Linked DNA regions of Homo sapiens: regions 1 and 2 are each linked to region 3. A link is a loop called in an ENCODE intact Hi-C map of the cell type or tissue named here. Cell type or tissue: PC-9. All regions are shown on one strand. Each heading gives the region's core, and the rest is flanking DNA. Links, peaks and the distances in the headings are about the cores only.

The links. A loop is a pair of places that touch in the nucleus more often than their neighbours do. Peaks named below come from ENCODE experiments on the same cell type or tissue, not always from the same donor. Only the 100,000 strongest peaks of a DNase experiment are listed, where the experiment ranks them.
Region 1: a loop joins it to region 3, with 7 times the contacts of the local background. A loop is called at or near these places in 8 of 110 quality-filtered maps.
Region 2: a loop joins it to region 3, with 3 times the contacts of the local background. A loop is called at or near these places in 2 of 110 quality-filtered maps.

Annotation. Positions count from the first base shown.
Region 1 is chr1:147,776,696-147,787,291 of GRCh38, forward strand. LOC102723321 (a long non-coding RNA gene) reads left to right here. Exons shown (of 3, transcript XR_922079.4): 2 at 866-1,028. Among named protein-coding and RNA genes, the nearest start is that of GJA5, 21 kb to the left of the region's middle. In PC-9, for the core only: no CTCF peak of the experiment used is centred there; a DNase peak (open chromatin) is centred at 4,616; H3K27ac peaks cover 2,218 bases.
Region 2 is chr1:147,712,632-147,723,227 of GRCh38, forward strand. All of the region lies in intron 2 of LOC105371230 (a long non-coding RNA gene), which reads right to left. The region is part of intron 1 of LOC102723321 (a long non-coding RNA gene); the gene reads left to right. Among named protein-coding and RNA genes, the nearest start is that of GJA5, 43 kb to the right of the region's middle. In PC-9, for the core only: no CTCF peak of the experiment used is centred there; DNase peaks (open chromatin) are centred at 4,560, 5,290 and 6,850; H3K27ac peaks cover 4,980 bases.
Region 3 is chr1:147,828,232-147,838,827 of GRCh38, forward strand. No RefSeq gene overlaps it. Among named protein-coding and RNA genes, the nearest start is that of GJA8, 69 kb to the right of the region's middle. RefSeq lists enhancers at 5,003-5,612, 5,060-5,354, 5,613-6,226, 8,896-9,492. In PC-9, for the core only: no CTCF peak of the experiment used is centred there; DNase peaks (open chromatin) are centred at 5,360, 6,750 and 8,770; H3K27ac peaks cover 4,981 bases.

The DNA.
Region 1 (10,596 bases), core at 964-8,963, 52 kb before region 3:
GAAAAAGCAACATTTTTTATATTTAAATTAAATTTATTTATTTTAATTTCAGCTTTTATTTTTGATTCAGGGGGTACCTGTGCAGGTTTGTTACCTGGGCATATTGCAGGATGCTAAGGTTTGGAATACAATTGATCCTGTCACCCAGGTAGTGGGCGGGTAGTACCTGATGGTTTTTCAACTTTTGCCTCTCTCCTTCCCTCCTCCTTCTATACAATAGACACTACTACTCCCTAGTGTCTATTGTTGCCATCTTTATGTCCATGAGTACCCAGTGTTTAACTCCCACTTAGAAGTCAGAACACGGGGTATTTTGTTTTCTGTTCCCGTATTAATTTGCTTAGGACGATGGCCTCCAGCTGCATCCATGTTGCTGCAATAGCCATGATTTTGTTCTTTTTAATGGCTGTGAGGAACATTTATTGAAGGCCTTCAGTGTACCAGGTATTTTCACCTCACAACACTGTGAGATAGATAGTATGTTATTATTTCCATTTCATGGAAAAGAAAATTCAGGCTCAGAGAAGTGAAGTAACTTTCCCAAGATCACTCAATAAGTACAGAAAAGGTTCACCTGGTGCGAAAGATTAGGCACTTTCTCCCCATGGCTGTAGAAGAAATTCTCATGAAACCTATTGGCCTGGTAAGACAGGCGGGCACAGGGCCCTCCAGGTAGGAGCAAACAGACCTGCAGATAGCACAAGAAGAATGGACTCCAACCCTAGGAGAAGAGATTGTATTCAGCCCTGATTATGAAGGTGGTTCAGCACTGTCACTGATTTCCAGGAAGAAGCACCATCACCTTCTTCACAAGTCTTTTAAAACTGGCATACTGAAAATTGCTTCTTTTTTTTCTTCTCTCTAGTGGCAAGGGGGGGAAATGAGGAGACCTTCCAATGTCTTCTCTACCAAGTGAATCTCTGACTCTACAAGTTTCCTTCCCAAGACACTGTGGTCCAGGGCTACCTCCCTTACAGCCTACATGACAACATGTGCAAATTATTTGTCAGCATCTAATTGCAAGAACGGTGAGTCCTCCGTGCCTCATTGGAGGCCATAAATGGGTAATTGGAGCCACGGTTAGTGGGCTGAGGTCACACTTTTCTGCTGGTTAAGATGCAGACACCACAGGCATAAGCCGTCCCCTTTAAGACTTTTACTGGCTAAAAAGGGCAAGAACACTCTGTTCCAAGAAGCAGAAAGCAAAAGAAACACAGACTTCCTTGCTCCTGGTGTTTAGATCTATGAGCCTACTCTTATCATATCTCAAGTTTTAATCCCAAAGACAAGATCAAGATCATGTCCATACTTCTTAGGCTTAAGGCAAATGGAATCTTCTGGGATCCCAGGCTTAAGAACTCTTGTGGTGGGCTTGGAACAATAGCCTCCACGGACAGGAGAAAAGGAGAGGGAATCCACTACCAACCATGCCTAATTCTCTCCCACTGAAGTCAGGGCATGAAGGCAACAGCTGAGTGCAGCTTCACTTGAGCTCTGAGAGTCCCAGGACTGGGGATTTTAATCTTTCTTTCTTTCTTTTTTTTTTTGAGACAGAGTCTTGCTTTCTTGCCCAGGCAGGAGTGCAATGGCACGATTTTGGCTCACTGCGACCTCTGCCTCCCAGGTTCAAGCAATTCTCCTGCCTCAGCCTCCCGAGTAGCTGGGATTACAGGTGCCTGCCACCACGCCCAGCTAAATTTTGTATTTTTAGTAGAGATAGGGTTTCACCATGTTGGCCAGGCTGGTCTCAAACTCCTGACCTCATGATCCACAGGTGTGAGCCACCACACCCAGCCTGGGGATTTTATTCTACAGCAAAAAATTAGACCTTGGCCTGGGAGATCTTGGAATGGCATTTGCTCTCTACATCCAGAGGGAAATCTCTGAAAGCAAGAAGACTGAGAGCCTCATATTTTGGTCTGATTATAAGCAAGGTCTAGAGTTTGTAGTGCACCCCAGGTATACATTCCTTCCTCTTCTAACAACTTATGCATCCTTGATCCACACTCCCTACCTACCTCACAAGACCAAAAAGGTCTTGCTTTTCTTTTATTTTGAAAGGTGTTTCAGTCATGTCCAAGATATAGTATTAGGTGGTCTATTGAAAAAAAAAAAGTCGTAAGACACAAGATCAAGAAACTTTCTGCCAAATATGCTGTTAACTCAGACACCCTCAGACATGTCACTCTGAAATAGAGGTATTTCCTTGTGTGTAAAAGTGAGGTACAATACCCTGTACCTGTCCTGATAATTTAGCCATTGATGTTCAAAGCCTAATTCAATAATGATATGGTTAGGCTTTGTGTCCCTACCCAAATCTCATCTTGAATTATAATCCCCATAATCCCCATGTGTCAAGGGAGAGACCAGGTAGAGGTAATTGAATCATCAGGGCAGTTTTCCCCATGCTGTTCTCGTGATAGTGAGTGAGTTCTCATGAGACCTGATGGTTTTATAAGGGGCTCTTCCCCCTTTGCTCAGCACTTCTCCTTCTTGCCACCGTGCAAAGAAGGTGCTTTGCTTCCCTTCACCTTCCGCCATGATTGTAAGTTCCTGAGGCCTCCCTAGCCAGGTTGAACTGTGAGTCAATTAAAACTCTTTCCTTTATAAATTACTCAGTCTCAGGCAGTTCTCTATGGCAGTATGAAAACGTACTAATACAAATAACAAAGGTTTTATGTTTCCTCCCAAATTAGTGTCTAGAGTCAACGTTAGCTCCTAGGGTCAAGCTATTATACAGGATTAGAGGCATTTAGGAGATTACAACTTTTCCCTGGTTTTTCAAAGATTAGTCACATGTTCACTTGGCTGAATACACAAGGTAGAATGGACAGGACTTGAGGCAAATAACCTTGTGGTTAAGAGTACTCAGGTTCAGATTTTGGCTCCACCACTTGGCAGCAATGTGACCCTCTATTTCTATATCCTTCTTGCTTTTAAAATGAGTATAACAATGGTAGTTTTTGGTTGGCTATGAAGATTGAGTGAGATATATGTCATATTTGGCATGTAGTGAGTGCTAAATATTCTCTATCATATATATTGTATATAATATACAATATATACCTCTCTATATATACATACATAGCTAAATATACAGAGAGATAGATATATAGATACAACGAATCATGCCATTTATGCTGAAGATAAAAATTAAATTATAAATGGGAGAGTACTCTGAAAGGAGATAAGATTTCACAATGGAAACATGGGTTCTGATGATTATAGCTCTAACTATTGTGCCCACCTTCATTGCCTCCTTTGAGCAAGGCCACCAGATACAGCCAAGCAGTTTGGGCACTGCACACATCCAAAGGCACCATTCACATATAACCTTCCCTTTGTACCTGAGAGCACATGGCAACTACTCTTCAGGTAAGCCTGTGCTTCCCTCACAGTTGTTCCTCCCAGAGTCTGAGGAACAGCACCTGCTCTATAGAGCCATTCACTCATTAGTCCTTAATTCAGTGAAGGTATACTGAGAACATACTCTGTGCAAGGACTGGGCATACAAAGATAAATGAAACACAAACTCTGCCCTGAAGCTCCTGGTGGCTAGGGAGAGAGTCCTGTGCACCAAGAAGTAGAATGCAATGTAAAGAGTGCTAAAGTGCATCTATGTACAAGAGATTAGAGGATTGCCAGCTTTCTTTCTACATGGCAGTGGTCATGGACAGGGGTAGTGTGGGGATTCACAGAAGCAAAAATGAGACAAGTCTAACTCTCTTAAAAAAAAGTTCTCATAAACACCATTTTTAAAAGTCAAGAAAAAGTCAATGGGGTACAGTTTCTTCAGAGAAATCCAGTGGGGATCTTTTGTTGTGGCAGGAAGGGACTCTACTAAGAACCTCTAGCAGAGGCACCTCTGGTAGAAGGAAGGTGCAAAAATAGCTCCCCTAATACCAGCCCAGACCAGAAGAAAGGACAGGGATTTATCACTCATACAGTAAATTTGAAATGTAGATTCTTACCTAACATGAAGATTCCCTTCTCAGGGGATAGACCAAATTCCCTTCTCGGGGGATAGACCAAAGCCCGCCAGCTTTAGACAGATGCCTTCTCTTTGCATCTTCATAGCCTCTTTGAGAGAGGTGAACTTGGAGTCAGGAGATCTGAGATGGAATTTTAACCTTGTCCATTTGTTGTTTTGTGATCTCAGGCAAGTCAATAAGCCTCAACTTTGTTGTCATAATAAGAATTAAGAATGGTCATAATAAGATGGTCTTCACAAATTTGTTCTTTGGACACCAAACACCTTAGTTATTGTCATATGCTCTGGGATAGAGGTGAGATCTTAGGAAGGAGGCAGAGACAGCACAGAAGTCCCTCCATTCACAAACAGGGTCTGCCCACCATCCTTTAAGGAGCCTCTGCAGCTTGTTTATAAAGGAGATCTTGTCCTGAGAGCATTATGCTCCTGAGCTGGCCAGCTCAGCCCTTCCCTGGCTCCAGCGCCTTCATTTGTAAAGAAGGAATTCCAAGGCTATCAAAAAGGAAGTCAGATTGTTTTCGGAAAACAATAGCAAAGTAACTACAAGTCATTAGCTTCCTCTTTGGGGCCTGAAGTCAAGCTTGTCTGGGTAGCTGAAAGGACCGGTAGCACTGTTTACTTAAAGACCTCTGGACAGTACCTATAAATTAATTCCTGTGCATGACTTTCTGGAATGAGAGGAGGTGAGTCATGGAAGTGGGAGGATGCCTAAGAGTAGAGATTTCTGTTTCTTAGGACACAGCTAAATCTCTGATGCTGGCCTTGCCTTTTCTGGTCCTCTGGGTGAAAGTTTCATTTGGATATGTACGTGCACCTAACAGACATCTGCTGTCTGAGATGGCTCTTAATGAGTTTTTTTCCTAGAGCAAAAAGAAAAACAACAAAATATCTGTTTCCTGTGGGTCTCCTGAACGCCTCGAGGAAGCCAAATGCTTCTGAGACAGGTGCTGTAGAAATTGCCTTTTGAACAGGAATTTCCTCAGTGACAGGAGCAGACCAAAGCTGGGAATTGTGAAATTCATCACTCCTTAGAGGACTGTCTCAGTGTCATACAGATATCAAGGAATCACAGATACCAGAACACTGGAGCTTGAAGAGAAACTGAAGATCAAGTGGGCCAGATGAGAACATTGAAGCCCAGAGAAGGCAAGCAATTTATCTAAGGTCAGGAGCAGAAGCCAGATCTCCCAAAGAATCAGGAAACCTGGGGACTTCCCTGAGGGTAGAATGGGCCAGTTATTGATCATAGATATTCCTATGATGCTGTTAGAGCACTTAGCTGAAAGTCCCTGGAGCTTAAATTACTAAAATCTAGAGAAAAGGCATGGTTTCTTGACCTCTCTAGATCCTGGAACAGCTTGTATCCAAGAGCTACACATGATTCTAGACCCTAAAGTTTTCTGAGAAGAGATGCAAAACTTCTACTTGAGCTGTTTTTAAACATCTTTGGTAAAATCACGAGGATCTGTTGAGCTTAATGATTTGAAATTTAGTCCAAAGATTATCAGTATTACCTGCCTGGACCCCTAGAAGATTTTTGGTGGGCTTCATGGAGCATAGAAACCCCTGTGTTCATTTCAAAGCTTTAGGGGAAGAGGGACCACAGTCTTGATCTATTCATAAAGCACTCTTGACCCAAAAAAGATTAAAAGTCACTGTTCTAGGTATAGGAGGTCAAAAAAGATTATTTCACATCAACCTCCAAAGTAATTGAAACAACCACCAAAATGCCAATATGTTCTATCCCTTCCCCAACCTAGAAGCCTCTTATTGAACAGGTTGAAATCTGTTCCATAGGCATAAGGCCACTTCTCAGTTCAGAGTCTTCACCTGTCAAATATAAAAAGGTTTTCTGAGATAAGCATGCTTATTCCTTCCTTTCGTAACTTTCCCAAACTCAAACAGCTAGCCAAGACTGGCACCTCTCATCATGCCTAGTCCAGTATTCTTTCTGCCACCTCAGAAGGTTTTTAAGGATTTATTAAGCACCATTTCTAGATGGTCCTGAAATGGTCCCAAATACTACAGGAGCTATAGGATTACAGGAACTGTCCCTGAATGCAATACGTTTGTAAATGTGGTAGGTAAATGAGTGCATGCCCCTGAAATGAATTATTTCCTTAATGCCTTTCCCAACAGTGTGGACAAGGGAAGTGAGACTGGAGGAGTGCTGGGGGAGACATGAACCCTGGCATAACTGCCCCATCCCTGGACAACTCCAGCCAGCTTGACAATCAATGAGCAGTAATATTCAGTAACTAGGTGCCAATTTCTAAGACCCCTCCGATCTTGAAACCCCTTTGACTGTGTGCTGGGTTAACAAATAAAGCATAAGCCAAAAGACTTGTTCACCAGTTTGTAATCTACTACAAAATAATAGAGATTTTTCAAATAATTAGTGAATAAAGGGGAGGGGGCAAGTAAGCAGGTCTCCAAACTGAAAATAGTTGCATCCTAAAAGCTTCAATGTAAATTGGTGGTGTGGAATTTGGAGCATGTTTTCCCATAGAAATAATGTTATAAAGAGTAGTTAGCTTCCCAGGCTAGCCCATAAAAGCTTATTTCAGGCATAATGTTGCTCAACTACAGTGTTGAGAGTACTAGAGAAGCTAACAACCTAGTTAACATGGTCTCTGGATGGGAGAGAATGATGCCAAGTTCTGGCTGGGGACTCCAGGAATATATCTCCCTCTGAAGAGTTTCAGATTCAAGCGTCTCCACTCCATCCCTGCAATGAGGATGGCGTCTTCCTGTCTCCCTGTCTTCATGGGGAAGGGAAATAATATTTATTGATCACCTAACTTTATTAATGCAAGGACTGACCCACTCAGCATTGTCCCTTTCATAAACTAATATCCGAGACCAACCACAGAAAGAAAGCTTTATATTTTTCAAACTGTTCCAGTCTTTTCCTAATTAGAAAAAGTAATAGCGTATTATTGTAAAAATGTAGGTAATATAGAAGAGTCTAAACATGAGATAAAATCACATATAAGTACTATTAAAATACTGATAGCTTTCTACCACATTTTTGTACTTATAAATGTTTTTAAAAAATTGGAATTGTATTATGAACACTTTTTGGTAATCTGCTTTTTTTCACTTAACGATGTGTCAGAGACGTTTTCTATGTCAATAGAAATACATCTTCTTCACCTTTTTAATGATTATCAGGAGTGTAGTCAAAGAGAATGGCACCCAAAGGCAATGTAATGTGTTTGTATCTTTTCTTTCCATAAGGATGTTACCACTGCACTAGAATTATCAAGGACTAGTATCTGTGCAGTACTCTTTAGACTAATGTCAGGGTATATATATCACCTCCACCCTTTGCTAAGTACCTGGGTTACACAGTTTCCTGCTCTTGGATTTACCAAAATTCATTTAATGCCCTATTATTGAGCACTTCAATTTTGGGTGAATATAAATATCACCATATTGAATGTAAGTGGTGCCCTTTTAATTTCTAAGACAAAGCAACTTGCTGTTAACCCATTTCTTTCTCTGCCCCAAATAAGTTACTCCATGTAATTCTGAGCTGTCCTTTCAAAGCCTTGCAAACAGCTCATGGGAAAAAGCAGAATTTCTGAACAAAACAATTCAAAACAAAACAAAAAATACTAGCTTCCTCCATTCAACCAACCCCTTCTCTACCATACACATAAGACGCAAAAGGAAGTGTGCTGAGCGAGTGGTGAAACACTAGGGCAGATAAGAATAATCTTGACAGGTTCGGAGAAAACCCCTCATGAATCTTGGGAGAAGATTTCTATGGGTAAATGGGGTAAAGGTTCAAATCCTGAAGGGCTAAACCAAACTTTGCAAAAGCTCACCACCACCACAAGCCTGTTACCCCAGAACAGCCAGCTGTGCCTCATGCCTCCAATCCTGCTCTGGTTTCTGTGAATTCACACACAACCCTGGGATTGAAGTACCAGCTCTGCCTGTGGTGGGAAGGACGTGTGTAACTGACAAAAGCTGATGAGGCAGAGAGGGACCAGGGAAATGCAGGAATCAGGTCTCAGGTCCTATCTCTAACACTTAAAGAATTGAGTGCCCTTGGGTTAAGCTACATCAACTGTGCCTTCTACTTTTAAATTTTAATATCTCTATGATTCTAAGTAATTGGTTATCTCCATACCAAGCCAAAGCTTGGAAGAAGTTGAAATTTGTCTTAAGTGCCCAACTGTATTTACACTTGTAGCTCCTCCCTTTCTTTACCTATACAGCACTCTGGGGAGCATGAGAGATATTCTTAGGCCATTTTTTATTCCAGATGGTGCTGCGGTATTGAAAACTTAAGGGTATTCCAAATAAGGAAAATACAAATGAGCAACACTTGGAGGTGTGTTTCAATTAGGATGCTACCAGCCATCAGTAACAGAAACCCCAGCTGGAGTCAAACACACTGACCACTACACTGTGGGAATGCACAGAGGGTGTCAAAGTTAATGGATGGCCCACTTACAGCTGATCCATTTATTTATTCATTTATTCATGTATCCACTGATTTTAAAAACCCACTGAGTTTGGGACTGTGCTAGGAACTAGATATACTAGTGATTCAGACATGGCATCTGAATTAAGAAATCAAAACCTAGGGGTTTTATAAATATCAATGCTCCCTGACCCCTCTGAGAGCTGAGTGATGTCACCAACTTAGAATCCCACAAGACTAGCTGGAGACCTAGTTGGAATAAAAATGCTGCCTTGTTTTAGACCATCAAGTCTATGATAATACTGCGATTTCCAGGAATCTATCTGGATTGAGGGAGCTAGGCAATGCATGCTGACATGGCCTGTAAAAGGGATTGAGGTGGAGCTCTGATCGCAGGAGAGTATAGAATGGAAACCAGAAACTAGGAACCATGGACATCTGCATCTATTCACCCTCCATACAAGGGGGTGTAGGGAGTTCCCATTTACCTCCAGGTCTGGTTTATGAACTGTGGGCCTGCAAGCAGCCTAAACATGATTGTTGATGCTCCAGTGGACCTGAATAGGCAGGGACCATGACAGGTGGCTGCAAACAGATAATAGAGAGCTAACAGAGAATGCCAGGCAGTGGTCTAAGTGCTTAGCAGAGTTTGCTCATTTAACCCTTACAAAACTCTTGGAGATAAGAATTAGTATCCATATTTAACATAGGTAAAAAATCAAGAACAGAAACCTTATCCAAGCTGGTCAGTGGTAGATCTGGGATTTGAATCCAGGCAGTCTAGTTTCAACATCTGTGCACTTAACCACAAAATAAATTATATGACTATGTGAGAAGTGCTACAATAGAGCTACGATCAGAATGCTGTGGGAACTGAGAAAGGAATGAAAGTGCCAGGAAAGGCTCCGCATAGGAGACGACATTTGTGATATGTCTTGCAAAATAAGTAGAAGTTTCAGACAGAGAACTGGAAGTGGGAGAAGTACATCCCAGGCACCATGGGACAGATGGGCAATGGCATTTTGGAAGACTACAGAGTAGTTCTTTTGCAGGAGAGGTGAGCCCCAAATCTGGGGCCTTAGCTCAGGAAGGTTTTTGGTTTTGCTCCAGAAAGAATTCAAGAGTGAGCCAGTGGTAGAAGAAAATAGCTTTATGGAGGTGGCAGTGTTACAGCTCTGTGACGGCTCCTGCAGAACGGGGCTACCCCACAGGCAGTGCGCTGACAGCAGGAGCTCAGGGCAGTTCTACAGTCATATTTACACTCACTTTTAATTACATACAAATTAAGGGGCAGGTTATTTAAGAGATTTTTAGAAAGGGGGTGAAACTTCTGGGTCATTGCCATGGAAAGAGGCAGTAACTTCTGGGTATCGCCATGGCAATGGTAAACTATTAAGGCACTGGTGGACATGTCTTATGGAGCAGTGCTTCCCGTGCCTCTTCCCTGTTTTAGCCAGTCTTTGATCTGGTCCAGAGTCAAGTTCTGCCTAACTCAATTCTACACAGCTGGACCAAAAAGGATGGGGGAGTTTGGTTTCCAAAGAATCCTGAGTTTGGGGCCAGATTGTTAAGAACTTTGTAAACCACATTAATTTGTTCTGCAGGCAGCAGGGAGCCAAGTAAGGGGATGAGTCTGAATCCTCCTACGGTTTTCAGGGATTTCCAGGATGGTTCCTCAGTATGCGTGTCCTGGATCACACCCAGTGCTAAGTAAAATCATTTCTCTGGCCACTTGTTTCTTGCTTTTAGTCTCTTCAGCATTGCAGGTAGAGCCCAGGGCTGGGTAACTTTACTCCTACTGACTTGGAAAGTGAAGGATGCATAGTTGCTCAAAGGCAGAGCATGGCAGGGCACTCTACCAGTGTTCCACCTCAGAATCTTGGACCATTCTTTCACCTGGGAGCCCTGAATTCAAGAAAATCCAAATGGAGACCAGCAAAAAAAGGGAATGCTGTTTTATGGAGATTTTTAAACCAAGGCTGAGGGGCCATTTTCAAGGGATGCTGACTCAGTAAACGTTCTTTGGCAGCAAGCATCAGAAAACAACTGTAACTACTTTAAGCTGAAAAAGAAAAGGAAGAGAAAGAAGTGAAGAGAGGGATGAGGAGGACAGGAACAAAAAGGGGAAGAAAGGTGAAGAGATTTCCTTAAAGTCTCTGCAAGAATC
Region 2 (10,596 bases), core at 1,073-9,072, 120 kb before region 3:
ACTCAACTTCAGTAAATAACTCAAATATTTTAATAGCCTGATTTTCTCAGTTCTCTTATAATTTAATTTGAGGGCTTTGGTAATGCACAGTGTTAGTACAATAAGGATTTTTTCTTAAATAAAGAGAAGCTTTGTGTTTGAATGAAAATCACATACAGAAGGAATCTAATTTTTTAAGAAAATCTCTTTGTTGTAGTACATTTCTCAAACATTAGTCAAACACTCCCTCTGCCACTTTCTCCACCAACCTCCCCCAGTGCCACCTAAAGAGACTTGAAAATAACTCATGATGTTTAGGGAAAATCAGCAGGCTATTTAACTTTTCCTAGATGGGTCATAATAAAAAAAAAAAGAGAGAAATAGTCTCCCCTCAGTTTATGGAACAAAGGGGAGGTAGGGAGAGCCTAGGATGGAGGAGCTAAGTCAGCCTTCCTGTTTAGGGAGCTCAAGCATATCAAAGCATGTCGGAGTATGCAGGGTACCCCACCACTGGTTCTGTTTGAATAGGGGCCTTATAAGCCTCAAGGGAGACGAGACCAATTGGAGCTAATGACTGCCTGCTGTAATAATTGTAGATAGTAAGAGAGATGCCATTTTTTAAAATTATACTTTAAGTTCTAGGGTACATGTGCACAACGTGCAGGTTTGTTACATATGTATACATGTGCCATGTTATTGTGCTGCACCCATTAACTCATCATTTACATTAGGTATTTCTCCTAATGCTATCCCTCCCCCCTCCCCCCACCCCACAACAGGACCTGGTGTGTGATGTTCCCCACCCTGCATCCAAGTGTTCTCATTATTCAATTCCCACCTACGAGTGAGAACATGCAGTGTTTGGTTTTCTGTCCTTGTGGTCTTTTGCTAACCATCATTCTGAACCGTCGTTCTGAGAGATGCCTTTTAAAGTTCCACACTGAAACATTTTACCTGGAGGAAAGGGATAGACACATGTACCAATTCAATTTAGGGACACTGGGTATAAGTGGAGGAATGATTTTGAATATAACATTGAGTGATGATATACAATATAGTATGCCCTCCTGGAAAAACCTCAAGGGATTCTCTGTCTTTGCTGGTTCTGACCACTTTGGGCACCTTTGAACCACTTCAAAAGTTGTGTAAGGTCCATCCAATCCAGATCCCTCTCTATAAGAAAAGTATCTTTTTACCTTGGAACCTTATGAAGATGGCTGAATTAATTAAGAATAATTGAGCCCATATTCTGGAGTTAGAATTTTATATCTTTACCATATGGCTAAGTCACACATAAATGCATACACAAATTATAAAGGATATAAAGTAGACATGCTAAAGAACTGATAAAAATCCTTAGGTCTGGCAAGAGAATTACCAGTGTTCTGGTCAAATTCATAATTCTCTTATTCTAGTTCTATAGATTCCCTCCTGTGTGCCATGCCATTTTTTCTAAACAACAGGCTATGCTGAGGTACGTTTTTCCTCTCCTGGGACTTTTATTTTCTGTCTTTCTTATGTACTGGCTAGAGGTTCATTTTATGCACAGTTTCTATCAGTATATTGCCAGGAAAATCTTTGACTTCCTCCAATAAGCAAAGATAAATAATCAGACAAGAACTGCCATAGCCTCCTACCGCTACATCTACTCTCCTACAATATCTGTCCCATATACTCTTGCCTTTCTGCTTCTAACACAGATGAACCCTCTGTCTCCTCTTTAAGTCTGACTCTTCTGCCTCTGTCTTCAATCCCATCCCCTTTCACCTACTCAAGGATATTGCTTAGCAATTTTCCTTATCTTTGTCTCTTTATCATCTATCATCACTGCATCGTTCTCATTAGCTTGCCCACATGCTATTATTTCTCCCATCTGAAAAATAAATCTTTTCTTGACCCCACTTTCTTCTGTAGCTGCATCTGATTTCTCTTTTCTTTACAGCAAAACTCCTTGAAAGAGTGGCTGCCTTCAATTCCTTTTTTCCATTATGTTGTAAACCCACTCCAAGCAGGCGTTCATCTCCTTCATTTCACTGAAACTACTTTTGTCAAGGTCAACAGTGACTTCTATGGAGCTCAATCCAATAGCCATTTCTCATGATCGGCCACTGTCCTTCCCCTCTTGACCTTTTCAGACTCATCTCTGACTTTTCTCCCTCCTTTCTTCACTCCAGCACACTGTCCTTACTGTTCCTCAAATCTGGGCAGGCTGTCTCCTCAGGGCTTTGCACTGGCTTTTTCCTTTGCCTGGGATGCTTTCCCCCGGATATGGGCATGCCTAGCTCCCAGACCGCTATTAAATCTCTGCTCATGTCACCTTTTAAGTGAGGACCACTCTGATCATCCAATTTAAAATTTCACCCCCCACCTCACCTCGTTGTCACTCCTGGTCCCTTTTGTATTCATTAACTATTGCTGTATAACATATTACCCTCAAACTTAATAGCTTAAATAACAACAGACATTTATTATCTTGCACAGTTTCTGTGGGTTAGGAATTAGGGAGTGCTTTAGCTGAATGGTTCTGGCTCAGGATCTCCTATCAGGTTATAGTCACATGTCAGCCAGGATAGAGGATTGGCTTCCAAGATGGCTTATTCACATGGCTGTTGGCAGAAGGCCTCAGTTCTCCCCACACAGACCTCTCCCAAGAATGCTTGAGTGTGCCTCATGACATGGCAGCTGGCTTTCCCCAGAACAAACAATCTAAGACAGCTAGGCAGAAGCTGCAATATCTTTTATAATCTAGCCTTGGAAGTCATACACCATTACTTCTGCCAGATCCTATTGTTCTCACAGGCCAGCTCCATTAAATGTGGGAAGAAATACAAGGTGTGTTTCCAGGAGGTGAGGAACTGGGGGCCATCTTGGAGGTTGGCTACTACATCTTTGCTTGATTTTCTCCGTAGTACTTATCACCTTCTAATACATTATACAAGTTACTTATTTAAGATTGTAAACCAAAAATATCTGAGACAGGTCTCAATAAATTTAGAAAGTTTTCTTTGCCATGGTTAAGGATGTGTGCCTGGGAGGCAGCTCTGTGCCTTTCTCTGAAGATGACCTTGAGGGCTTCCATATTTAAAGGGGAAAGGGCAGCTATTGGGGAAAGAGGAAGAAAATTCTTAAAGGTGTGGATAAATAAGAGACAAACAGTTGTGTACTTTTGATTTTTGAGCAGCCTTTCACCGAATACAAAATTTACACATGATGAGGGTGGGGGTAGAAAAAGAGTCTAGCTCAGTAAATCTGCATTTTTACATCAGAGGAAGCAATCAGATATGCATTTGTCTCAGGTGAGCAGAGCGATGACTTAGAGTTCTGTCCTTCGTCCTACCTGTGAGGATAAGCTATCAATTTACATTGTCAGGGTAAAACTCAACAGAACCCTTTTAGGGTAAAGATCTTGAGGCTCACAAGGAATTTCGTAGTGGTCAAATCATGAAGGAGGTATGTGGCTTTTTTATCTTTGTAACTATCTTATTTAGGAATAAAATGGGAGGCAGGTTTGCCTGATGCAGTTCCCAGCTTGACTTTTCCCTTTGGCTTAGTGATCTTGGGATCCTGAGATTTATTTTTCCTTCACAAGATGTTTATTTTTAGTCTCCTTGTTCCTGGAAAGGGGTCCCAATCCAGACCCCAAGAGAGGGTTCTTGGATCTCACTCAAGAAAGAATTCGAGGCAAATCCATAGAGTAAGATGAAAGCAAGTTTATTAAGAAAGTAAAGAAATGAAGAATGGCTACTCCATAGGCAGAACAGCCCCAAGGGCTGCTGGTTGCCCATTTTTATGGTTATTTCTTGATTATATGCTAAACAAGGGATGGATTATTCATGAGTTTTCTGGGAAAGGGTTGGGCAATTCCGGTAGCTGAGGGTTCCTCCTCTTTTTAGACCATATAGGGTAACTTCTTGGTGTTGCCATGGCATCTGTAAACTGTCATGGCGCTGGTGGGAGTGTAGCAGTGGACTATCAGAAGTCACTCTTGTCACCCTTTTGATTTTGGTGGGTTTGGGCCGGCTTCTTTAATGCAGCCTGTTTTATCAGCAAGGTCTTTATGACCTGTATCTTGTGCCGACCTCCTGTCTCATCCTGTGACTTAGAATGTCTTAACCTCCTGGGAATGCATCCTAGTAGATCTCAGCCCTATTTTATCCAGGGCCTATTCAAGATGGAATTGCTCTGGTTTAAACACCTCTGACATCATCATGCTAGGTGGTTAAGCTCCTCGAGGGCAGTGATTTTGTCTATTTTATTGACTGTTCTATGTTTAGTGTCCAGCACAGTATTTGGCACATAGCAAGACTCAAATATTTGTTAAATAAATAATTGAATATAAAGCTCTGCAAAATTCTGTCTACCTTCCCTGATTATTAATCTGGAGCAGCTTCTATCTCTTAAATTGCAAAGAGCTGCAGCTCCAGTCAACTATTTTCACTGCTCTGAGCATTCAGTGACCCATATTTGTTTTCTGACTCAATATATATAGTGCATTTGCTGGAGTGAAGAACTTCCTGATTGAAATCTGATCTTGTAAGGTACCTGGATGTGCTCTGGTGAACAGTAGGCTGAGGCAGACATCCGGGCTAGAGTGACTCATAGAGTTTAGGGTGCAGGCGCTTACTCCACCTGTTATATAACCTGTTTGTGTAAGCTCATACCTGGCTTGGAGCCACTGTTGTTTGAAAAGGTATAATTGTCCTGCTGATGCTGTACACAGGGGACATGGCTTGGCTCAGCTCTTGGGCATGGCTCAACATGGCTCAGCACACTGGCACCCAGAGAAAGAGAGAGAGAGCCAAAGATGTCTGTCTTGCAGGCAGGCAGGTGGGAGCCAGGAACCAGCTTTTGCCCAGAGAAAGAGTTAAGCTGCTGACCCTGAAAGCAAGGGAGAGTCAGCCGTGCAGCTCTGCATGGAAGTGGCCGGCTCAAGCAGCTGAAACAGAGCATACAGTGTAAGAGAGCTGCTGATGAGAGAGCTACTGAATAAAGCCATATTTCACCTACACATGGCCGCCCGAAGTGTTCTTTCAGCTATCCACCCACTCCCCTCAGACCTAAGCATGGGCTGGACCCTGACCCTGGATCTAACAATTGGTGACATTGGCAGGATGAGGTGTGGTACCCAGTGGCAGTGGTGCTGCTTGGATGGGCCCTAGTGGAAATGTGAGAGGCAATGGACAGGGCCCCCATGAGTATGGGGAAGGCCCTGAAGTACCTGGAGGTGCACAACACCAAGGAGGAACATGCCTTTGCCAGCAGAGTCAGATGGGCGTTTGTGACTGTGCTGCAGGAAGTGCACGCCCAATCCCTGTGAGACACAGTGCAGGGAGGAGGAAGAACTTCTGTTGCAGGCTTGCCCAGTGATCCGTCTGAAAATAGAGCATGGACAGCTGTTGGGCCCCAAGGGTGAGCCCAGGGACCCTCCCCAGTTGTGATGGAACACATTTCCTATAGTCCCGGTGCCCCTACTGAGTTGTGGGAGTTAAGCAAGTAATGTCGGCAGTCATGTACAGACTTAGTGCAAGTCATTCAGGAGAAGGACGTTGCTGTGCAACCCAGTCCCACCCAAGTGCTCCGGTTCAAAAAATACCTGCTGCAGTCAGGCAAAAGTGTAAAGCCTTTTCTGTTTGATAAGAGAACTGACCAAAGTGCCAGGATGGGTACATTCATGGGTAACAACCCCCCGGACTGGGAAAGTGGTTAGCAACTGCATATGCTGCCCTTCGGGCTCATAAGAGTGTGGCAGGATGGGCTACAGTCATCGTCTGGATGACTTACCCAATAGTGGGATGGGTGCATTCATGGGTAACTACCCCTGCCAGACAGGAATGGCACAGACATCCACTTTAGTGAAGTGGGGTGTCTACTTGGAACAGTGGAGTACTCTGAGTACAAGTCCCTTAGCAGTAGAGGTTTTAGGGCCTGTAGTCCTAATGCAAGATGAGGCCATGGGGCCTGAGGCACCCCTAGACCCTGAGCCATCACTGTTTAAGGAAGGGTGCCCTCCCATTCCTGATAGGGCATGGTACATAGCTAGGTCTAGCCAGGGTGCTACTGCTGTCTGGACTGCTGGTGCAGTCCAGCCTAGTTCTGACACCACATGGTTTGAAATCAGGTGTAGACAGAGTAGCTAATGAGCTGAACTCAGGGCAATGTAAATGGTAATCACCAAGGAGGTGACACCTAAGGTAGTCTGCACCAATAGCTGGGCAGTTTATCAGGGCCTATGTATGTAATGGGCCTGTGTGCCCAGAAGCCTATGTTTATGTATCAGGCCTGTGTGTCAGGCCTGTGTTCCCAGGCTTATGTATCAAGTCTATGTGTGTATATTGGGCTTGCATGCCCAAAGCCTATGTGCCAGGCTTATGTGTCAAGCATATGTGTATGTATCGGGCCTGTGGGCCGAAAGCTTATGTGTCAGACGTGTGAATCAGGGGCTTATGTGCCAAACCCGTGTATTGGACCTATGTGTCTAAAATCTATGTCTCCCTCAGCTTAGGGGGTGGAGTGTAAAGTACATGGATGTGCTTTGGTCAACAATAGACTGAGGTGGACATCTGGACCAGAATGACTCAGCAAGTTTAGGGTGCAGGCGCATACTCCACTTTTTATACAACCTGTTTGTGTAAGTTCGTACTTGCCTTGGAGCCACTATTGTTTGAAAAGGTATAACTGCCCTGCTGATGCTGTGCATGGGGAACATGGATCCGCTCAGCTTCTGGACATAGCTCGACATACCTCAGCAAACTGGTGCCCAGAGAGAGAGAGAGAGCCAAAGCTGTCTGTCTTGCAAGCAGGCAGGGGACAGCCAGGAACCAGCTTGTGCCCAGAGGAAAAAAGAGTTAAGCTACTGACCCTGGAGGCAAAGAAGAGCCGGCTACACAGCTGTGCATGGGAGTGGCTGGCTCAAGCAGCTGAAACAAAGCAAACAATGTAAGAGAGCTGCTGATGAGAGAGCTACTGAATAAAGCTGTATTTCACCTACCTATGGCCCCCACAAGTGTTCTTCCAGCTATCCACCCAGTCCCCTTGCATGGGCTGGACCCTGACCCTGGACCTAACAGATCTAAAAACAAATTTCCCTCATTGGAACCACCACCACCAACACACACATAAAGTTAGAGTCATTTTTTGTTTGTGTTTTTTTGGATCATTTTATGCCCACTGCAGATACTCCAGTATATACAAAAATAATAGTGTCAGAGGCGTTTGAGCCAGAGCAACTCCATTTTGAATAGGGGCTGGGTAAAATAAGGCTGAGACCTACTGGGCTGCAGTCCCAGGAGGTTAAGGCATTCTTAGTTACACAATGAGATAGGAGGTTGGCACAAGATGTAGGTCACAAAGACCTTGCTGATAAAACAGTTTGCGGTAAAGAAGCCGGCCAAAATCCACCAAAACCAAGATGGTGATGAGCGTGACCTCTGGTCGTCCTCATTGCTCATTATATGCTAATTATAATGCATCAGCATGCTAAAAGACACTCCCACCAGCCCCGTGAGGGTTTACAAATACTGTGGCAATGTCAGGAAGTTACCCTCTATGGTCTAAAAAGGGGAGGAACCCTCAGTTCTGGGAATTGCCCACCCCTTTTCTAGAAAACTCACGAAAAATTTACTTTTTGTTTAGCATATAATCAAGAAGTAACAATAAGTATAAGCAGCTGAGTGGCCCATGCTTCTGCTCTGCCTATGGAGTATACATTTTTTATTCCTTTACTTTCTTAATAAACTTGCTATCACTTTACTCTATGGACTTGCCCTGAATTCTTTCTTGTGTGAGATCCAAGAACCCTCTCTTGGGGTCTGGATCGGGACCCATTTCTGGTAACAACAGGGTCTCACCCACAGTGTCTTCTGGCCCTGCCAGGCCCTCCAGCTAAGCAGGGAATTATACTAAGCAAGAGGAGCAAGTCAGCGAAGGAGCTCTGGGGCTAGGGCGGCTGTAAGGGCTCTAGGGGCACATGGCGGCTCTATGCTGTGGCCTAAGAGAGGCATTTTTAACATCTGGGTGGTGACCCTGCTGCCATCAGAGTTCAGGAATTGCTGAGAGGAGAAGCAGCACCTGTTCTCTGGGTCTCTGCAGTGGCAGCAGCTGAGATGGTAATAGGTGTGCTGATGCCTGAGGAAGTGGAATCCCAGCTGAGGGAGTGGTCAAGCGCTGGCAGCAGCTGCGAAGGGCAGGGGCCCAGCTGGTTAAGGAGAGAGCCCTGGCTTCTCCGCCTTCACAGTAATCCCTTCACCTGTGCTCTTGGGCCCATCCTGACTTTTCCTCACAGTCTCTTGCTTCAACCACTTCCCCTACTCATTTCAGGCTTCCTCCTATTCCATGGTCTTTCTCCCCTCAGCCTGCAAATATGCTTTGCTCTCCCCTTTTCTAAAAACCTCTTCTGTCTCCTGGGACCACTTCTCTTAGGTCTTAGCCATCCCTCAAAAAAACAAACACACAAAACCATACTCTTCTACCATTTAGTCCTGTTTCCAACCAACAGCTATAGTTGCATTTGTCTTTCCTTAGCAAACATGTTAAATGAGCTATCCATATACCTGGCCTTCCTCAGCAACTTACCCATTTATGAATTTATGCAATAGGCAATGTATTGAGGACCTACTATGAATAATAGACTGGGAATAGAGGATAGATTACGGTTTCTTCCCTCAGAGGAGTTCTCTGCCTAATAGAGGACATAAATGGGTTAAAAAATTTACAGTATAATGTGATAAGTACAACAAAGAAGGGAAGTACAGTGTTCAGAGGTATAATAACACAAAAGAGAGAGTCATCGACTAGAGAGAAGACAGGCAGAGATCGAAGATGGTTTCCTGAGGGATGTGGAGTCTGAACTAGATTTCGAAGGACAACAGGAAAATGTAGGGGAAAACACAGTTTCTTGGAAGCTGAATAAGAGATATCAGTCAACTTCATCTACTGCCACAGAGAGATGACATAAAATGAGGAAAACACACAGATAAATTAGCAGCATGGAGGTCATTATGGGACTTTGCCGATAAATCAAAATAGAGAGGATTGCAGTGGGATGAGAAGCAAACAAGGTGTGAGAAGGTAGAGGTTTTGGCAGAAGCCTAGCTGAGATGGGAGAGCATTGTAAGGCAGCAGCTAGAGAGAAGTGCAGGGTGGGAGGAGAACTGCCAAGGTTGAGAGAGAGACATACCAGTTGCCAGCTCCTTAGGGATGTCACAAGGAATCAGTGAGTTAATACACGTGGAGTGCTTACACAATGCCCAGCACACACTCCATAGGTGGTGTGGCCAGAATGCAAATTCTCATGCCTGGGTGCTAATCCCATGCTTATTTCATTGCATCAGGAAGGCCTGGGGGGAAATTTCCACATTCAGAGAGTTCTTGGGTAATGGGGAGAGATGAGAGAGATTGGGTAGTGCCATTTGAGGCCAGTCAGAGGTCTTATGGCTCATTCAGGAGACACAAGGCTCTGAGCTTCCTATGTTCTGACAGGGTCAAAGTTTCCCTCACCAATTCTCCCCACATGGCTTCTTAGCCAGACTTCTTCAAAGAGGCTGATCGCAAACCACCTTACCTCATGACAGCCCCCCAGACATCCCTGCATGCCTCCCAGCAGAATATTTCAGGTGGGCAGCTTAGCCATCAGGGGAGGGGACTGCAGCTGCTGAGGACAGCTGAGCTCCAGTCCTTGCTGTTCTATTGGCTGCCCAGTGAGTGGAGAAGGTGATGGGGGTGGGGCGATGTCCTTAGGGAGGAGGGTTAGAGGAAGCTCCCAGATGGGACACCACCACAGGAGGCTGTGATCACACTGACTGAAGGAAGTAGCAGGTCCCATTCAGTCCCTGACCTGGGGACAGTCTCAGAAGGGAACAGTCTCATGAGTCCAATTTTAAAGAATTGCTGAATTGTCTGAAATAATGGATTTGGAATTTTTTTCCACTTGGGATAGTAAATTCCACCAAGAGAGGAAATAACTTATAAATGATTAACATTGGCATAAGTTAATATTTCTGATTGCAGGACCTTGTCAAATGGAAGGCCGCGTAGGATTTGGAGAGGGGAGAAAGGGAAAAGAGAAAAAATACTCTGAGTAGGGGACCCTGCTAATGAGAGAGCAAGCCTGTTGGGTGGTAAGGATTGAAGTGGGGATGATGGGATGAAATCTATGAGGGTTCAGGGGGCTCCTAGAATCCTAGGAATATGGAGGATCTGAGGGGAAAGAGAATACATTGGTTGAGAACATACCATGTGCCAGGTACTCAGCTAAGCAGAGTAGATACAATGAGTAAATCTAAGTTTCTGACCTTTCAGAATCCACAGTCTGAGACTGAGGGGAAAAAGGTACATTTCAGTAGAAGGTGTGAACCACTATGGTGGTTACAAGCATGGCACTGAACCAGCCTGCTTGGATCTGAATCCCAGTTCTGCCACTTATTAGTTGTATGGCTTTGGGCGAGAGTCTTAACCTCTCTGTTTCCATTTCTCCATCTATAAAATAGGGATAATAGTAGTAGCTACTCATAGGGTTGTTGTGAGGAAAGAATGAGTTAATACACATACAAAGTGCCTCAACCAGTACCTGGAATAAAATAAACACTATTGTAGGGTCCTCCAACTTCCCCCACTTTTTCT
Region 3 (10,596 bases), core at 1,052-9,051:
TGTTTGTTTGTTTGTTTGTTTGTTTTGCAGCTATTGTAAAAGGGGTTGAGTTCTTTATTTGATTCTCTGCTGGGTCACTGTTAGTGTATAGAAGAGCTACTGATTTGTGTACATTAATCTTGTATCCAGAAACTTTGCTGAATTCTTTTATCAGTTCAGGAGCTTTCTGGAGGAGTCTTTAGGATTTTCAAGGTAAACTATCATATCATCAGAAAACAATAAACGTTTGACTTCCTCTTTACCTATTTGGATGCCCTTTGTTTCTTTTTCTTGTCTGATCGCTCTGGCTAGGACTTCCAGTACTATGTTGAAGAGGAGTGATGACAGTGGGCATCCTTGTATTGTTCCCATTCTAAGAAGAAATGCTTTCAACTTTTCCCCATTCAGTATGATGTTGGCTGTGGGTTTGTCATAGATGGCTTTTATTACATTAAGGTATGTCCCTTGTTTTCCAATTTTGCTTAGGGTTTTAATCATACAGGGATGCTGGATTTTGTCAAATGCTTTTTCTGCATCTATTGAGATGATCATATGATTTTGTTTTTTAATTCTGTTTATGTGGTGTATCACATTTATTGACTTGCATATGTTAAACCATCCCTGCATCCCTGGTATAAAACCCACTTGATCATGGTGGATTATCTTTTGATATATTGTTGGATTTGGTTAGCTAGTATTTTGTTAAGAATTTTAGCATCAGTCGGGCGTGGTGGCTCATGCCTGTAATCCCAGCACTTTGGGAGGCTGAGGTGGGCAGATCATGAGGTCAGCAGATCAAGACCATCCTGGTTAACACGGTGAAACCCTGTCTCTACAAAAAATACAAAAAATTAGCCGGGCTTGGCGAGCGCTTGTAGTCCCAGCTACTCAGGAGGCAGAGGCAGGAGAATGGCGTGAACCCGGGAGGCAGAGCTTGCAATGAGCCGAGACCGCACCACTGCACTCCATCCAGCCTGGGCGACAGAGTGAGACTCCGTTTCAAAAAAAAAAAAAAAAAGAATTTTAGCATCTATGTTCCTCAGGGATATCAGTCTGTAGTTTTCTTTTTTGGTTATGTCCTTTCCTGGTTTTGGTATTAGGGTGATGCTGGCTTCACAAAATGAATTCGGGAGGGTTCCTTCTTTCTCTATCTTGTGGAATAGTGTCAAAAGGATTGGTACCAATTCTTCTTTGAATGTCTGGTATAATTCTGCTGTGAATCCAGCTAGTCCTGGACTTTTTTTGCTTGGTAATTTTTTAATTACCATTTCAATCTTGCTGCTTATTATTGGTCTGTTCAGGGTATCTAATTCTTCCTGATTTAAGCTAGGAAGGTTGCATTTTTCCAGGAATTTATCCATCTCTTCTAGGTTTTCTAGTTTATGTGCATAAAGGTGTTCATAGTAGCCTTGAATAATCTTTTGTATTTCAGTTGTAATATCTCCTGTTTTGTTTCTCAGTGAGGTTATTTGGATTTTCTCTCTTCTTTTCTTGGTTAGTCTTGCTAATGGTCTATCAATTTTATCTATCTTTTCAAAGAACTAGCTTTTTGTTTCATTTATTTTTTGTATTGTTTTTGTTGTTCTTTCAATTTCATGTAGTTCTACTCTGATCTTGGTTGTTTCCTTTCTTCTCCTGGGTTTGGGTTTGGTTTGTTCTTGTTTCTGTAGTTCCTTAAAGTGTGACTTTAGAATGTCAGTTTGTGCTCTTTCAGTCTTTTTTTTTTTTTTACTATAGAATGCCAGTTTGTGCTCTTTCAGTCTTATTATTATTATTTTTTTTTGAAATGGAGTCTCACTCTGTCGCCCAGGCTGGAGTATAGTGGTGCAATCTCAGCTCACTGCAAGCTCCGCCTCCTGGGTTCACGCCATTCTCCTGCCTCAGCCTCCCAAGTAGCTGGGACTACAGGGGCCCACCACCACACCCGGCTAATTTTTTTGTATTTTTAGTAGAGACGGGGTTTCACTGTGTTAGCCAGGATGGTCTTGATCTCCTGACCTTGTGATCCACCCACCTCGGCCTCCCAAAGTGCTGGGATTACAGGCATGAGACATTGTGCCTAGCCTCTTTCAGTCTTTTTGATGTAAGCGTTTAGGGCTATGAACTTTCCTCTTAGCACTACCTTTGCTGTATCCCAGAGGTTTTGATAGATTGTGTCATTATTGTTATTTAGTTCAAAGAATTTTTTAATTTCCATCTTGATTTTGTTTTTGATCCAATGCTCATTCAGGAGCAGATTATTTAATTTCCATGTATTTGCATGGTTTTGAAGGTTCCTTTTGGAGTTGATTTCCAGTCTTACTCCACTGTGGTCTGAGAGAGTGTTTGATATAATTTCAATTTTCTTAAATTTATTGAGGCTCATTTTATGGCCTATCAGATTGCCTATCTTGGAGAAAGTTTCATGTGCTGTTGAATAGAATGTGTATTCTGCTGTTGTTGGATGAAATGTTCTGTATATAGCTATTAAGTCCATTTGTTCCAAGGTATAGTTTAAGTCCATTGTTTCTTTGGTGACTTTCTGTCTTGACGACCTGTCTAGTGCTGTCAGTGGAGTATTGAAGTCCCCCACTGTTATTGTGTTGCTGTCTATCTCATCTCTTAGGCCTATTAACAACTGTTTTATAAATTTGGGAGCTCCAGCGTTAGGTGCATATATGTTTAGGATTGAGATATTCTCCTGTTGGACAAAGCATTTTACCATTATATAATGTCCCTCTTTGTCTCTTTTAACTGCTGTTACTTTAAAGTTTGTTTTGTCTAATATAAGAATAGCTACCCCTGCTCACTTTTGGTGTCCATTTGCAAGAGATGCCTTTTTCCACCCCTTTGCTTTAAGTTTATGTGAGTCCTTATGTATTAGGTGAGTCTCCTAAAGGCAGCAGATAGTTCATTGGTGAGTTCTTATCCATTCTGCGGTTCTGTATCTTTCAAGTGAAGCATTTAGGCCATTTACATTCAATGTTAGTATTGAGATGTGAGGCACCATTCCATTCATCATGCTATTTGTTGCCTGTGTACTTTGTTTTGTTTTTTGTTTTTACTTTTTAACTTGTATTTTTGTCTTATAGGTCCTGTGTGGTTTATGCTTTATAGAGTTTCTGTTTTGACGTGTCTCCAGGATTTATTTGTTTCAAGATTTACAGCTCCTTTTAGCAGTTCTTTTTTTTTTTCTTTTGAGACGGAGTCTCACTCTTGCCCAGGCTGGAGTGCAGGAGCACGATCTTAGCTCACTGCATGCTCCGCCTCCCAGGTTCACGCCATTCTCCTGCCTCAGCCTCCTGAGTAGCTGGGACTACAGGCACCCACCACCAAGCTGGCTAAGTTTTTGTATTTTTAGTAGAGACGGGGTTTCACCATGTTAGCCAGGATGGTCTCAATTTCCTGACCTCGTGATCTGCCTGCCTCAGCCTCCCAAAGTGCTGGGATTACAGGCGTGAGCCACCGCGCCCGGGCAGCTGCTCTTATAATGGTGGCTTGGTAGTGGCGAATTCTCTCAGCATTTCTTTGTCTGAAAAAGACTGTATCTTTCCTTTATATATGATGCTTAGTTTCACTGGATACAAAATTCTTGGCTGATAATTGTTTTGTTTGAGGAGGCTGAAGATAAGGCCCCGATCCCTTCTAGCTTGTAGGGTTTCTGCTGAGAAATTTGCTGTTAATCTAATAGGTTTTCCTTTATAGGTTATCTGGTGCTTCCATGTCACAGCTTTTAAGATTCTTTTCTTCATCTTAACTTTGGATAACCTGACAAAAATGTGCCTAGGTGATGATCTTTTTGCAATGAACTTCCCAGGTGTACTTTGTGCTTCTTGTATTTGGATGTCTAGGTCTGTAGCAAGGCAGGGGAAGTTTTCCTCCATTATCCCCCCAAATATGTTTTCCAAACTTTTAGAATTCTCTTCTTTCTCAGGTACACCAATTATTCTTAGCTTTGGTCATTTAACATAATCCCAGACTTCTTGGAGGCTTTATTCATATTTTCTTACTCTTTTTTCTTTGTCTTCGTTGGATTGTGTTGATTTGAAGACCTTGTCTTCAAGCTCTGAATTTCTTTCTTCTACTTGTTCAATTCTATTGCTGAGACTTTCCAGAGCATTTTGCATTTCTATAAGTGTGTCCAATGTTTCCTCATGTTTTGATTGTTTTTTCTTTTTTTTCTTTTTTTTTTTTTTTCTGAGACAGAGTCTCGCTCTGTCACCCAGGCTGGAGTGCAGTGGCGCAATCTCGGCTCACTGCAAGCTCCGCCTCCTGGGTTCACGCCATTCTCCTGCCTCAGCCTCCCCAGTAGGTTGTTTTCTCTTTAAGCTATCTATTTTCTTGAATATTTCTCCCTTCACTTCTTGCATCGTTTTTTGGATTTCCTTGCATTGAACTTTGCCTTTCTCTGGTGACTCCCTGATTAGCTTAATAACTAACCTCCTGATTTCTTTTTCAGGGAAATCAGGGATTTCTTCTTGGTTTAGATCCATTGCCAGTGAACTAGTGTGATTTTTTGGGGGGTGTTAAAGAGCCTTGTTTTTTCATATTACCAGAGTTGGTTTTCTGGTTCCTTCTCATGTGGGTAGCTTCTGTCAGAGTGAAGGTCTAGGGCTGAAGGCTGTTGTTCAGATTCTTTTTGTCCCACGGCGTATTCCCTTGATGTAGTACTCTCCCCGTTTTCCTATGGATGTGGCTTCCTGTGAGCTGAACTGCAGTGATGGTTGTCTCTCTTCTGGGTCTAGCCACCCAGTAAGTCTATCCAGCTCTGGGCTGGTACTGGGGGTTGTCTGCACAGAGTTCTGTGATGTGAACCGTCAATGGGTCTCTCAACCGTGGATACCAGTGCCTGTTCCAGTGGAGGTGGCAATAGGAGGTGCAATGGACTCTGTGAGGGTTATTAGCTTTATGGTTTAATGCTCTATTATTGTGCTGGCTGGCCTTCTGCAGGGAGGTGGCACTTTCCAGAGAGCATCAACTGTGATAGTATGGAGAGGAACAAGCAATGGACAGGTCCCTTTAACATCCAAGATTATATGCCTTTGTCTCCTGCTACCAGGGTGGGTAGGGAAGGACCATCAGGTAGGGGCAGGGCTAGGTGTGTCTGAGCTCAGACTCTCCTTGGGCCAGTCTTGCTGCGGCCGCTGTGGGGGATGGGGGTGAGGCTCCCAGGTCAATGGAGTTGTGTACCTAGGAGGATTATGCCTCTGCTGACTCACGCAGGTTGTCAGGGAAGTGGGGAAAGCTGGCAGTCACAGGCCTCACCCAGATTCCCCACAAACTGAGGGGCCAGTCTCACTCCCACCATGCCCCCACTAACAGCACTGAGTCTGTTTCCAGCTAGTGGGTGAGCCAGGCTTGACAACTTGCCCCAGGCTACCCACCTCCCAGCTGCAAAAGAAAAGGGCTTGGTTCTTCCCCCACCTGTGGAGTCTGCACACCAGATTCCCACCCTCCCCTGAGTTCTGGCCAGGAGGCTTCTTGACCTATTCACACTGTTACAAAGTTCAGCTGGAGACCTCCTTCTCCCTGTGGAGAAGGAAATGTTGTATCTGGGATATCACTTCAGTCTGCTGAAATCTTTCTAAATCCTGATCTTGTCATCCAACATAGTCACTAACCCTCTCAGCAAATTTGATCAGTATATTCTGTGAATCCATCCATGTCATTAATAAAAACGTTGACTGGGACCCTGTGTCAGGCCTCTGAGCCCAAGCTAAGCCATCATATCCCCTGTGACCTGCACATACACATCCAGATGGCCAGTTCCTGCCTTAACTGATGACATTCCACCACAAAAGAAGTGAAAATGGCCTGTTCCTGCCTTAACTGATGACATTGTCTTGTGAAATTCCTTCTCCCGGCTCATCCTAGCTCAAAAGCTCCCCTACTGAGCACCTTGTGACCCCCACTCTGCCCGCCAGAGAACAACCCCCTTTGACTGTAATTTTCCTTTATCTACCCAAATCCTATAAAACGGCCCCACCCTTATCTCCCTTTGCTGACTCTCTTTTCAGACTCAGCCCGCTTGCACCCAGGTGATTAAAAGCTTTATTGCTCACACAAAGCCTGTTTAGTGGTCTCTTCACACGGACACACATGAAACCCTGCAGCAAATGACTACAGACCTCCTGTAAAGTTGACGCAGATTCATTAATCACCAGTCTTCACATGTGATTGTTCAACCAGTTACATATCTGCTTAACTGTTCTGAGCTCACAGGTCTATATCCTGCTGAAACTCACTAGCTCAGTAACCCCATCAACAAAGGAAATGGGTTTAGTCTGGCATAATTTGTTTCAAGTGAGTTCCTGTTATTTTATGAAGGTTCATCTGGCAGGATGGATCCTAAACCCACACTGCTTCTGCTGACGGTGTCTGTACCTAAGGTGGGAGTTGTGATAACATAATAAATAATCTATAATCACTTGCATAACCCTAAGAAGCCAGGATTACCAATTACCTACCCAATACAAAACAAAAAATGAATATATGCAAAAGACCAGCCTAAAGTAAGATGGCAAAATTTTTCTTTGGCTCTCTGACACGTTGCTCTCAGCCTTCCTCTATTGCACGGTATCCTCTCTTTCCTACCCCATATGAATCCTGTGACCTCATGAGACCCTCTGACTTCCCAAGGCTCCCCACCTTGGTATTTTATTTCATTCCTGCCCTCCCTTAAATGCTCCAAGCTCCAAAATGAACCCTTCCTGAACTCCTCCCTCCATTCTATTTTCTCAGAGAGATAAGACAAAAAACAACTGGACTGTAAGAATTCACACTAAAGTATGAATGATGAATTACCCTGCAAGAATGCAGGTATTTGTAAAATAGGAACATAGTCAACCCCAAATAAGCTCTACTTAGTGGAATTACAAGCCCTGTGATAAAATCTGGGTGGAAAATTGCAAACAGAATTTGACATATCTTTTGCTGGGGGGGCTTTTGTAGTAGTCAAGGTTCTTGGATATAAGTAACAGAAACCTTCCCTAATTATCTTAATCAGAAATGAGATTGGAAAAGGTATCAGGTATGTATACTCAGAACTGATGAGGAGGCTTGGAAGTCAGACAGAACCCAAGAAAGACTGGGCAGCCGAAACCTCATTTGGATCACACAACAAAAACATGCTGTCTAGAAAGCCATGGCAGGCTCCACTGCTAATGGACCTTGACTCGTACTGGACTCTAAATACTGAATCCCTAGGCACCTGAATCCCTCCTGCTTTAAACATTTTCAACCCTTCCTAAAATTCAAAGACCAGGCCCAAAGTGTCCATTGGTCAAGGCTGGGCTGCATAGCCACTCCTCAGTGCCAGGGAACAAGAGAAGAGTATTTTCCGTTCTTTAGCTTTCTTAATGGGAGAGTAGTCCTCCTCACTCTTCCTCCTTCTTTTAGGATTCAGAAGTAGATTATCCAAGAGCATGAGAAATGTCTAGTATAACTCCTAGAACTCCTTAAGTTTTACATATACTTTTAATTACAGTCTGATCCTGTATCTGCCCCTTCTACAGCCATTTGTTGGGGTTGGGGTGAGCTTGCCACCTTCAAGAGTCATTGTGGTAGACAACTGAGTACTGTATCTGTTTCTTGGTGGGCAGGCCTACACAAACCTGTCCCCAGAGTCTGAGGAAGCCTCTCAGCTGCTAAAGAAAGAGGCTAACAAATCCAGTTTCTTAGAAAGAACATTTATTTAATAGGAACTTAACAAACAGAAGCCATGTCTGTGTCTCAGGCAGTGGCACGACAAGATGGATGATCCTGCACCATTACCCCCCAGACTGGGTGTTTATATACTGTAGAAGAGGAGCACAAGTGCTTCAGAGAGAACAGGTAGGAATGTGCCATAAGGGCAGAATTTACAGTAAGTAGGAACTCACCCATAAGGAACAAACCAAAAATCTTAGAGGCCTTCCCAGAAGAGGGGTCAATCAGAAGCCAAATGGCGAGTTAGCATCTAAGATAGAATTGCTTTGGCCTCTATAGTATCACCCCACATGTATCCCAAGCTCAGCAGTCAGAATCTTGACAAACTTTTTTTAAAAAAACTGTTGGAATATTCCACACATACAGAAAAGTGCACAGATCATAAGTGCACTTTCATAAAGCAAAGTGAAATTTCACAAAGCAAACATATCTTCTGAAGAAATATTACCAGCACCCCAGGTGCCCCCGATCTGTGTCAGTTACTACCTTCCCAAGGTGACCACTACCCTGGCACCTGGCACAACTGATTTTTTTCTTTGCCTTCAAATTTTGAAAAATTGAATTGTATGGTATTTTCTCTTTTAGGGCTGGATTCTTTCACTCGACATTTTGTTTGTGACAGTCATCCATATTGTATGTGGTTGTATTTGACCAACCACTTTAGAAAGATTGCTGTTGCACTAGCCGGCTGTCCCAAGGGGGCCTGGGATTTACTGACAATCATATACTGAGGTCAGCTCAGAAACAAAACTCTAGACATTTGTTACATTCACAAGAAATCTGGGCAACCATGATTAGTTCTAGTGAACTTGAATATCACCCTTTTGTTATCCTGTGCTAAAACCAGGGAGATCTGAGTAATAATAGTAGTGATACAGATATAAGGAATCCCTTAGATTTACAAAAGTGTTTTACATGAGCTTAAAATGCTCTAACGAGTGTCCTCTTGGTTCCTAAAAATGCTTGCACCAGAAACAGAATTCAACTTCCCAATAATTAAAGGACTTCATATTTGGAGTTCAGGGAGTTCTGGCCTTGTGACAGACAAGAACTCACCATTCACCTGGACATGCCCAAGTGAGTCATCTCTGTGTCCAGCGCAGTGGTCTCTAAACACATAGGTCATTTGGGATAAACTGGTAGTGGAGAAATCATGGTAATGAGGGGAAAGTTACTGGTACAGCTAGAGATAATGAAACTGGTTTACAAAGAGGCTGCAGATGGAGACAAGGGAATGCATTAAGGGATGGGCAGGCAGGACGAGGAATGCTAGATGATCAGACTAATACATTTAAGCTCTTCCAAAAATGTGCTCCGGAAAAGCAATCTCCGTGGAGAAACAGGTTGAAGATTAAATTGCCCCTCCCTGGGGGCACCCGCAGTCATACGATAGTGCGCTTGTGGGGTAGAGTGATCTGGAGGTGAGAAGCCAGAGGGAGGGCTAGCAGGGCTCTATGAGGAGGCAGCATTCCTGGTTCTCAGCTGTTTGTTTTGTAAATGGAAGAAGAAAGTACTTTGCATTCCACAGGTGTCTGTGGATAAAGCCATCACTTTGCAAACCTCTGTTCTTAACTCAAACCAACAGGACAAAGAGTGGTTGCTGCATGTCTGCAAGCTGAGTAGTTTGAAGTTAGCGAGGAAGGCAGTGAGATGGCAGTAGTCAGAGGGGAGTCAGAAGTCTGGTGCTACTGGGGACCAAAGAAGCCATGAGGGGTCACACCTTGGCTCGGTGGGCTAGCCTTTCTCCATGCGAATGTATCTGTTTGTCTCTGCTTCTCATCTTCAACCCAGCCCCAGACTCAATGTCCTTTATGGCTCTAGATGGTGATAGAGAAGGTGAGGCAAACAGGAAAAGCAGAAGGAGAAGAAGCAGAGAGAAGAAAGTGTCTGAGTCAAGAAGTTGAAAGACGGCCAAGATGAGGGAGAGAAAGGATTGTGGGAAGAGAGCAGGGAGGGGCATCTTAGTCCTGTGTTGACACTTCCCCCAAAATCCATTAATTCCCCCACGGTGTGAGTGGCAGATGAGGTGAAACCATGAAAAGACATGGAGGGGTAAGCAGGGAGAGGCTGTAGTGGGCTGGGAGCTAAAGCCCTGCTTCACACTTCACTGCAGTGTTCACTCACATTTGCCTTGTCACTCACTCTTAGCCTATTGAGAATTTTTGAAAACGAAACTTGATATTCAAAGTTAAGCACTCTTCAAGTCAGGTCAAGAGTCTCAACAATTATGTGCATCTGCATATATGAGGCACTGTTAGAAGTTGTGGAGATATGAAAACGAGACCAAAGAATGTCTTACCAAGGAGTGTAAGACAGATGATGTTAAGGGCCACAGGAGGGTAGATATTACTAAGATGCTGAGAGTCAGCAAGGGGAGAGAACTCACCCAGTTGGAGTCAGAGAAGCCTACCAAGAGGAAGGCATACTTAAGAAGAGCACTGAAAGATAAGGAATGCAATAAGGAATTCCAAGTAGAAGGAAACACCTCAGCTGGGCAAGGGGGCTCATGCCTGTAATCCCAGTGCTTTGGGAGGCTGAGGCCGGAGGACTGATTGAGCCTGGGAGTTTGAGGCTGCAATGATCACACCACTGTGCTCCAGCCTGTGTGACAGAGCAAAACCCTGTCTCTAAAAAATGAAAATAAAGAAGGAAACACCTTAAACCAAGACCCACAAATGAAAAAGTACTGGGCATGTTTTAAATATGACTGATGCTTCTGTGTAGTCAAAGGTATAAGGAGATGAGGCTAGAAGGAAGAGAAGCCATGTTATAAAGGCATCTGAATGTCAGAGTTTGGATTTTACTTTGCAGGTAAACAGGAGCCATTGAAAATTTTTCTGCAGGGAAGTTCTATGACCAAGTAGCATTTTAAGAAGAATAATCTGGCAGCAATATATGTAAGTAATCATCATGACAAGGACTGAAGTCAAG